2 separate regions of the Homo sapiens genome follow, and region 1 is linked to region 2. The links are chromatin loops, found by intact Hi-C in ENCODE. Cell type or tissue: heart right ventricle. All regions are shown on one strand. Links, peaks and the distances in the headings refer to the core of each region. The heading gives the core; the rest is flanking DNA. Region 1 overlaps CTNND2 (catenin delta 2). Region 2 overlaps CTNND2 (catenin delta 2).

Evidence for each region. A loop is a pair of places that touch in the nucleus more often than their neighbours do. Peaks named below come from ENCODE experiments on the same cell type or tissue, not always from the same donor. Only the 100,000 strongest peaks of a DNase experiment are listed, where the experiment ranks them.
Region 1: it touches region 2 in a loop (4-fold over the local background); 2 of 110 quality-filtered maps call a loop at or near these places.

The regions. Positions count from the first base shown.
Region 1 is chr5:11,059,845-11,064,238 of GRCh38, reverse strand. All of the region lies in intron 16 of CTNND2 (catenin delta 2), which reads left to right. Among named protein-coding and RNA genes, the nearest start is that of CTD-2154B17.1, 280 kb to the right of the region's middle. In heart right ventricle, for the core only: no CTCF peak of the experiment used is centred there; no DNase peak of the experiment used is centred there.
Region 2 is chr5:10,986,066-10,990,459 of GRCh38, reverse strand. CTNND2 (catenin delta 2) reads left to right here. Exons shown (of 22, transcript NM_001332.4): 20 at 2,218-2,349. It overlaps LOC105374654 (a long non-coding RNA gene), which reads right to left. Exons shown (of 4, transcript XR_925791.3): 4 at 2,937-3,044. Among named protein-coding and RNA genes, the nearest start is that of CTD-2154B17.1, 200 kb to the right of the region's middle. RefSeq lists enhancers at 2,104-2,153, 2,362-2,863. In heart right ventricle, for the core only: a CTCF peak has its summit at 2,366 (motif pointing left); a DNase peak (open chromatin) is centred at 2,379; H3K27ac peaks cover 2,544 bases.

The sequences.
Region 1 (4,394 bases), core at 86-4,085, 74 kb before region 2:
CCGACAACTTGGCTGAAACAAGCTGGTATCTTTACTTGGAGAAAAGAAATGGAAAGAAATGGAAGGGAACACACCTTGCCTTCACCTTGACCTTCCTATAAATGCCTAAGAGGACTCCATTTCTTCCAGCCCTCCCCACCCCCAAGTTCCCTGAAGTTCTAAAGTCATCTTATCCTGTTGCTGGCATCTCCTGGGTCTGGCTGACCCATGCTGGTAATCTCCTTGAGAGAAGATGCCCTGTTCTTTCGGAGGATCTCTGTGCTTCCCCAGCATGGCCTGACCACACACAGGCTGGAGGATGCCTGTGTCAGCGTATTGATAGAATTAATGATTGCAAATCATTAACAGAATGTTTAAGAGTAGGGGTATGCAATTTATTTTTCCTTGTTAACTCTCTAAAAGACTTTTGGAAAGCTATGCCCCCCAACCCCACCCCCCTCACATTTTTAGATTTAAATTGTTGCCAGGAATATAGTTTAGTTTCCCGGGTGGCATTTTAAAAATAAAACTGACACATCCCTCTTTTAAATATGTCTTTAAAAATCTGGATACCACAGTGGTTTAGTACCCAACATCATCTTCTTCAACAATATGTGAGCAGATTATTTATCAATATTAGAAATTCTACGTCATTCCTTTTGCTCCTCAAACATATAAGCTTTCTACCTCCCCCGAAAATTTTACCCTGATTAATGTATTTTATGCTTTAAAGTGTCTTATTGCTCATTCTCTTTGCAAACAAAATTTATACAAATTAAGATATATTGTAAATATTTCTTATGGTATTAGGCTTTAAATTAAAACTTTCTTACAGATTATTACTGTAGTTATTAGCAGAATAAAATTGATCAAAATAATATATCATTTATCTTGATTAAAGTTATTCAATATAAAATGTAAAATTGTATTGGAAATGCATTCACCAGATGGATGAGCCTTTTTTCCCTATCCATTCATATATTCAAAAATAATATAACTTATTGCTTGATTGAACAAGGTTGTCTCATTTTATTCTCTTTTTTGTTGTTTTTATAGATTTAAATACCGAGAAACATTACTCATATATATAAGGTAAAGAGAATAGATGGTCTTTCCTTATAGTAATGCTACTTGATTCTTTGAACTTCTTATGCATTGATGTTTAAATATCTCATTGGGATCCGTCATCAAGTTATTTTTAATGATCTGTTAACTGTCAACTTTGTTCAGTCTTCCTTCAATCTTGTTGAAGGTAAAGAACTGGAAACTGCCCCGTTGAAGAAAACGATGAATTGTCCATCATCATGGTTGTTCCTCCTTAACCCAGACACTGGCATTAAGCAATACCCTTGGCTTCATCTCAGAGAATGTTTGCCATTGCAGCAGGGAGAAAATTGACCTGGTTTTGTAAAACAAGAGAAGGGAACGTGTGAAAGAACATGCAAGCACGTTTTTCAGGCAGATCAGTTTTGTTCAGAGTGCATAAGGAGGTCGAGAATCTGAAAATGGATTCCCTTAAAACCCCAAACCCTGTATCCCCCTGGCAAGCCTTTACGCGGTCCCCGACAGCACACAGGGCTCCTTTTGGAGTCTGCCCCAGGGGAGCCTGCCCCCAGTGGAACTATAGCTATGAGCTTGGCGTTGTTCCCATGTAGTCAAGGGTTAACATTAGAAGAATGTGCTTGTCTGATGAATTAGCTCGGGCTTTCCCAAGTCATTTCCACAAATGCCATTTTTGAGCTGCAGTTCCCCAGAGGGAGCTCACGTAAAGAGAAAAGCAGCCAACTGTGTGGTATGAAACACCAGGCAAGATTTAGGGGTTGCATTTGAAGCTAATTAAGACTACAGTGAGAATTTTATGCTAGATCATAATTTCTTATCTTCATATAGAGTATCATTATTGGGACAATGAGTACAGTATTTAAAAATTCCCAGGGACTAATTAAATATAAACAAGTCCAGCTTTCAAAATAGAAGTGCCACAATTCATTGTTCATACCATGAAAGTCTAATGTGATTATTTAATACAGTTGGCAAAATATGCTAATACATAGTTGGATATTTCAAGGGTTTAGTGTAATTTTATCCTTGTGTACTAACTTCCAAGATGTGGAATTAATTTATCTCCTCATTCATTCATTTGACCAATATTTTTTGAGTGCCTACTATGTACCAGTCATAGCACATCAAAGTTTCTGCTTTGTGGAGCTTACAGCCTAGTGGTGAAAATAGTCTCAAAAATAAGCAAACAGGCCCTGTGCAGTGGCTCACGCCTGTAATCTCAGCTCTTTGGGAGGCCGAGGCAGACAGATCACCTGAGGTCAGGAGTTCGAGAGCAGCCTGCCCAACATGGTGAAACCCCATCTCTACTAAAAATATAAAAATTAGCCGGGTGTGGTAGTGGGTGCCCATAGTCCCAGCTACTCCAGAGGCTGAGGCAGGAAAATCACTTGAATCCAGGAGGAGGAGGCTGCAGTGAGCCGAGATTGCACCACTGTACTCCAGCCTAGGTGACAAGAACAAAACTTTGTCTAAAAAAAAAAGAGAAAGAAAACAATATCTACTTTCCACTTCAGACATGAGTAAAATAGGGTAAGGGTTTAGAGAGTGACAAGGGGAAGGGAATGTTGAATGGGGTGGTCAGGAAAGAAGTCTATGAAGAGGTAAATCCTAAGAGATGGACAGGAGCCAGACCTTACACCATCTGGGCAAGGGAGCAGCAAGAGCAAAACCCCTGGTGCAGGAGAGAGGTTCGCAGGTGGCAAAAACAGGAACAAGGTCAATGTTGTTGTAGCTGGAAAACGAGGCAGGGAAAGGTCAGAGATGCTGATGGTGAGTGCGGGATACCTTTCAGCCTGGATAAGGAAGTTGGATTTTTCTCTGAGAGTTTTGGCTCATGAAAGCATGATCAGATGTTTATTACTAAAAGTCCTCTCCGGCTGCTGGTTGAACACTAGACAGTAGATAAGATGGAAGAGCAGTGAGGACTTGGATTCAGGAGTCTGGGAAAGAGCTCATGCTGTCCAGGACCAGAGTTGTAGCACAGGGGTAGAAAAAGTATTTTGAAGGTGGAACCAGCAAGGTTTGCTGATGGATGAAATACAAAATGCCGTAAGTGGCAAAAAAAGACAGAGGAGGGGAGGGGATGGTAGATCACAACTTTGATTTTGGACTGAAAGTTTGAAATATCTGTGAGACATGAAAGGGGACATGCCACGTAGAAAGCCGACAATATTCATTTAGAGCTCAGGACTGAGATATTAATCTGTGTGTCATCAGTGTGAAAAAGAAAAAAAAAGATAGTTAAAGTCATGGTCCAATTATGTTAATCTCTAAGTACAGAAACATCTACAGGAAGTCTCATCTTAAAATAAAATGCCCATCCACAGGTAGATAAGCATTTCTTGGCTCATTAACCCAAGACAGGTTTCTTACATAATTGTCTTCATTTTTACTTTGGAATAAAGAAGACAAGAGGTAATGTTTCCTTGTGTGGATGATACTGAAAATTATAAGACCACACATGTTCAGATTATTTTAGGTTGACTGTAGGTCATCACGTGAAGCCATTTTAAGTTCCTCTTACTTGTTTAAGAACAAAACTTAAACAGATTTATTCATGCCACTACTGTTGAGGCATCTTGGCTGTTTATCCACCCCAGGAAAAAATATGGGACATGAGGAAAAGGCCAATCAGTTGAGACTGATCAGAAGTCTGAATTTCCATCCACGAGTCTAGACTCTCGTGTTGGGTATTATCTGTCTTACTTTTATTTCTTTAGGCTTATTATTCCGAATGGTCACATCTTACTCCTGAAATTTTTATCTGTCAGGTAATTTGTGTGTGTGTGTGTAGTCATCCTTTACTATATGGCTTCTGGGACTTGATGAATCCCTGTGCACAGGACCACGTACCTAGTCATTCTGTCTTGATCAGTTTTCCATGTGGAGGAAATTGTTTTAGGGGCCCATAGGTGCAGTGCCAAGTTATTTATCCATGGAATATATTATAATGAAAATGAATGGAAATGCTTCTTTGCTAGTACCTTTATAAATGCAGTGGGGGTAGCTCCCACCCCTTGAGCCGTCCCTGCAAATGCTGTGGTTGTGAACTTATCTTCCATTTTTCAGCTGTGTGCATGGCTTGGCAGGAGACTCTGTCAAACATTTAGAAGTGAGAATAGCCTGCAGGGAGGCAAATGCTCCCAGAAGTTATAAATCTAATTGATAGAGGACCATTAGACACCTTGTAGTCAAGCTCTCCTTATTTTGCAGGAAAAAATATTTTACTTCTTCCTTTTTCTTCAAATCCTAGATAAGCCTCAACAAAATTACCATTTTTTATATAAATATGGTATGAATGTATATATTCATGTGTATGGGTATATCTATATATATACACATATATTTCAAAA
Region 2 (4,394 bases), core at 303-4,302:
GAAGGGGGCAGCAGGTGGAAGAGGTTAGCGAGGAACCAGCGAGCAGACAGGAACTGGATGCAGAGCCCAGTTGAGTGACAGGGCACAGAGCTTGCTAAGGACTCAGTTGTTCTTGCAGAGGTTCCCTCTCCAAGCAACAGAACCCCAATCTTCATACGACACAGTGGCTGCCCCTCACATCTCCCCAGATTCACATTCGGGACAGAGATGGCCCAAGTCCCAGCCTTTGTCCTCTCCCCTGGAACCTCTCTTCCCTCACAGCAGAGCCTGGGCATTCTCTCCACCTACACAGGGTCACTGTGGATCAGGGAGGTTCAGTCCTTGATCAAGTCATTGCAGCTCCAGGCTTGTCCTACAAGTGATGAAGGTGCTGCAGCTGTCTGAGCTGCATGGTTTTCTTCCCTGTCTGCCATTGCATTTGTACCCAGGACTTCTGGCCAGCTGGCATTGGGTGGGGTTCAAGCCTCAGTATTTTTTTTAAAGGATTCCAGGTAATGAATTCTAATAGGCATCCAGGATCCAAAACCCGTGATGGCTTCAAGAGCTGAGCATTGAGGCGTGATTTTATTTTGATAGGTTTGAGAGGGTGGCAACAACCCATGTTTATCTTCCCAGCACTTGGCTGTAACGTCTGTTGGGCACTTCTGCCTCTCATTCTACTTTATTTGGACATCCATTTCCTTACTCGATTGAGAGCTGCACAAGTTCAGGAAGAGCCACGTGATCTGCATGTCTGCCTTGCACAGTGGCTAGCACAGGAATTTGTACATAGAAGATATAAGGGTGACAAACTGAATCACATGACTCAGTGACATGAGAGGTGCCTTGGGGGACCACAGACCCAAGGAGCAAAGAGACCCTACAGAGGGTGTGAATGATAAGCTCGAAGGTAAACTGAAGTTTGGCTGGGGAGGAGCTTTGACACTAGCAAAGGAAAGAGAGATTTATCCTAAAAATCAGAGTGCTCTAGGGATTCCTAGCCTTAATAGTCACCAAGTATGCTCAGTAAATATGGATTCTGAAGCCCGTCACTGAAAATTCAGACTCAAAAGGTCCAGGATGGGCTCTGGGCATCCATAAATTCTCAAGTGAGTGTTGAGGGTAAACAAGGCTCTGAAGCACTGCCCTGGGCTATGGGAGCTGGGGAGAGCTTCCTGACAGAAGGACACGGCACCTGAGCTCCTGCGGAGCTGGACACAGCTGCAGGTGCCCACAGGGTGGGGTGCGCGACCAGCTGCCCCCTCACCCAGACGCATGGCTCCTGCCAACCTCTCCCAGTGCCCCTCTGCACTGGCAGGAAGGTTGAGTTGCTGCCAATCCATTCAGTCACTCATGAAAATTCAACCTCCTTTTACTGACTTCCTTGCCTCTGAGTTCAGCTTTTCCTCTCTTCTAGTACCAGTTTTTTAAGGACTCCTGGAATTTCCCAGGAGGATCCTCCAATTACAACCCAGCACTTTAGAAATGGGTGTAAGAGGAACGGCAGGGCTCAGCCTCCCAGCCAGACAGGCAGTGAGTGGCTGAGGTGTAAGGAGGGCCTCAGAGATTATTGGGGTGTTTATGCAAAAAGCTGGAGCAAGAATGCCCTAGCAGGAACTAGAGCTGCCTCCATGCCCCTCCCCAGCCCACCCCAGCCACAGACAAAGAAGGTCTTTGTGGGCTTGGTTATTTTTGCCCCACAAATCATCCTGTGTAGAGAGCTGTTTCCTCTGACTTTTTTAAAGGCAGTTTCTAGGTGACTCAGTGTTTAAGTAAAACTGCATTTATTTTAATCAAGGATTAGTCAATATCAGTAATAGATCTTCTGAAACACATCTAATTAAGGAAGGGAGCACGGGAAGGAAAGGGAAGGAAAAGAGAAGAGAAAGGAAGAAACCAAAAGCAGTCTCATTCCTAAACTGCCCCACACACCTTGGGCAGGTCACGTCCCCTCCATGATCTCTCTCTGAGGAAGATGGCCCCAGGATGTGGTCCCCAGTTGCCAGCCTCCAAATCACATGCCCTCTAACTATAAAGCATCAGTTGTCACAGGTGAGGGAATGGGGCAGGGACAAGAGCCAAAACTGCCAAAAAATAAAAATTAAAAAGAAAACCCATCAGGTCCTCACGTAGGCATTGAGATGCGGGACCATGCATAGTGAGGACCCTGACTGTGTGGAAGGCACACACGCTGTGGGATGAGATGCAGAAAATCCCCCTTTTGATTTCTTTATGTAGCAAGTGCCCCAGCTTCACCTCGGGAAATGATCAGCCTCAAAGAAAGGAAAACAGACTACGAGTGCACCGGCAGCAACGCCACCTACCACGGAGCTAAAGGCGAACACACTTCCAGGAAAGATGCCATGACAGGTGAGCGCCCCTCGCGCGCCCCCTCCTGGAACTTGGTGGCTTGACCCGCGACAAGGCAGAGATATGGGACATCAGGCTTCACGGGGCTGGCTGCGCTTGGCTGCTGAGCAGGACTTAGCAGCTGTCCAGTCACTTGAGAGCTTGATAATGATGATTTCCAAGAATTGGGACTAAGAATAGAGGCATAACTAAGATAAAATGTTTTCTACCCATGTTTTATCGGTCCTTTCCTCTTGTTTGCCCAGCTCATAATATTCTTTCAAATTAGAGAGAATATTCCCACATATTTCTTCCTCATTGACATCACCCACTGGGGAGGGGACTCGATGGAGGCAGTGTAGTTAGGCCCTGTGCATTAGGAATGGAGGGAACTGAAAAGAAGGTGGAAGGGGAGGGGAGGGGAGGGGAGGTGGGGAGGGGAATAGAGTGGGGAGGGGAGGAGAGGGGAGTGGGGAGGGGAGGGACGGGGAATGGAAAGAGGAGGGCAGGAGGAGGATTTAAGGGGAACTGCATGAAACTGCTGTTGAGATATTTTCCCCTCTTGCCATGATACAACCTCTTACGTGACATATCCCAAAGAAGCTTCCTTAGAGCTGATGACTGCAGATTCCCTGGGGAGGCATTCATCTTTCACGCTCGTCATCCCTCACGATCTCAGTCACAGCCATTGCCTTCCTTTCTCATCAGCCAAGACTCTATGGAGGCCAGAATTGGTACAGTGGGTATCTGTCTCTGCCCCCTCCACTGTGCCATGCCCAGCCCATCTGATAACAGGGCTTACCCTTAAGTCACTGTATAGTCTGTACGTCTTGTACACTCTGTATATGCTTCTGTTGAGGCACTCACAGCCCCCTCCAAGCTCTCCATACCTCACCCTCTCCCTGGATGGCCCTCCTCCAAGAAGCAGGATGTGGGCTCTGGCTGTAGAGGGAGTTATACCTTAAAAGCAAAGCTGCCGGAGCCCTGAGGACCTTTCAACGGGGACCCCACATCCTCTTTACCACATGGGCATGGAGATGGGTCCCTGCTGAAAATAGGCTATGAGGAAGAGCCTTTAATAGAACAAGGCCATGTTAGAGCATTCATAAAGCTGGGGCGCAAAGGGCGCCGTGCAGACACTGAGACCCTCTTAGGAGAGGAATCTGAAGAGCAGGAGGCAGTTCTCCAGTAGTATTTAGGTGTAGACTGGCAGGGAAGCAGAGCAGACAAATTGGATGATTTATTAAAATGCCTTCCAAACCAGGACAGCGAAGATAAATTTTTCTAATAGCAAATGCATTTACCCCAGCGGCAGTGTTTTCCGTGTTAACTCTGCTCAGCTGCGTAAAGAAAACTATAATAAACGGATGTTTCTTATCCCTGCCCCCAGGAGCACATTCTGCCTCCATGTGCAGACCCTACAAGGGAACACCTCAGCGCTGCTCCTGAGACGTTTCCTGAACGGGAGAACCTAACTCATTACATGGACTCTAGGTTACTATTCACATTCACTGTTTCCCCTTACATGTTGCCGCGTAGATGAACAGGAACAAAGAAAGCTGTGAATCTGAATTCTGAGTCCCTGGAGTCTAGACATTCGGCAGAGGATCCCATTTGTACTGATTATGCTGAGCTAGTCATGACACCAAATTCAACTGACCCTTTCAATGTGCAGTTATCATTGCCCTGGGTAGCCACATCACCAGCTGTCTGGGATGATACACTGAGATTAAGGAACAGTTGTGAGATCGACTGCATTATTATTCAGTTTCATGTTTCTCTTTAACTCTCTTGCCCAAGAGAATCATTCAAAAGGCCTTCAGGTGTGGGTGTGCGTGTTTATGTCAAAACAGTTCCAATGGCACATAATTGTGCCCTGGACTCAAAATAAAATAAAACATAAAATTTACTATGTTTCTGATATTTAATCTTCTTAGAAAATGGCAGGGATCTTGACAATTTCAGTGTATGTAATTCTTCAAACTTATTTAGAGGCTTAAACAGCTTTGCTCTAACTTACTTAAAAATGCAATTCAGGAGTACACTCTCAATCATGTAGCAAGCCA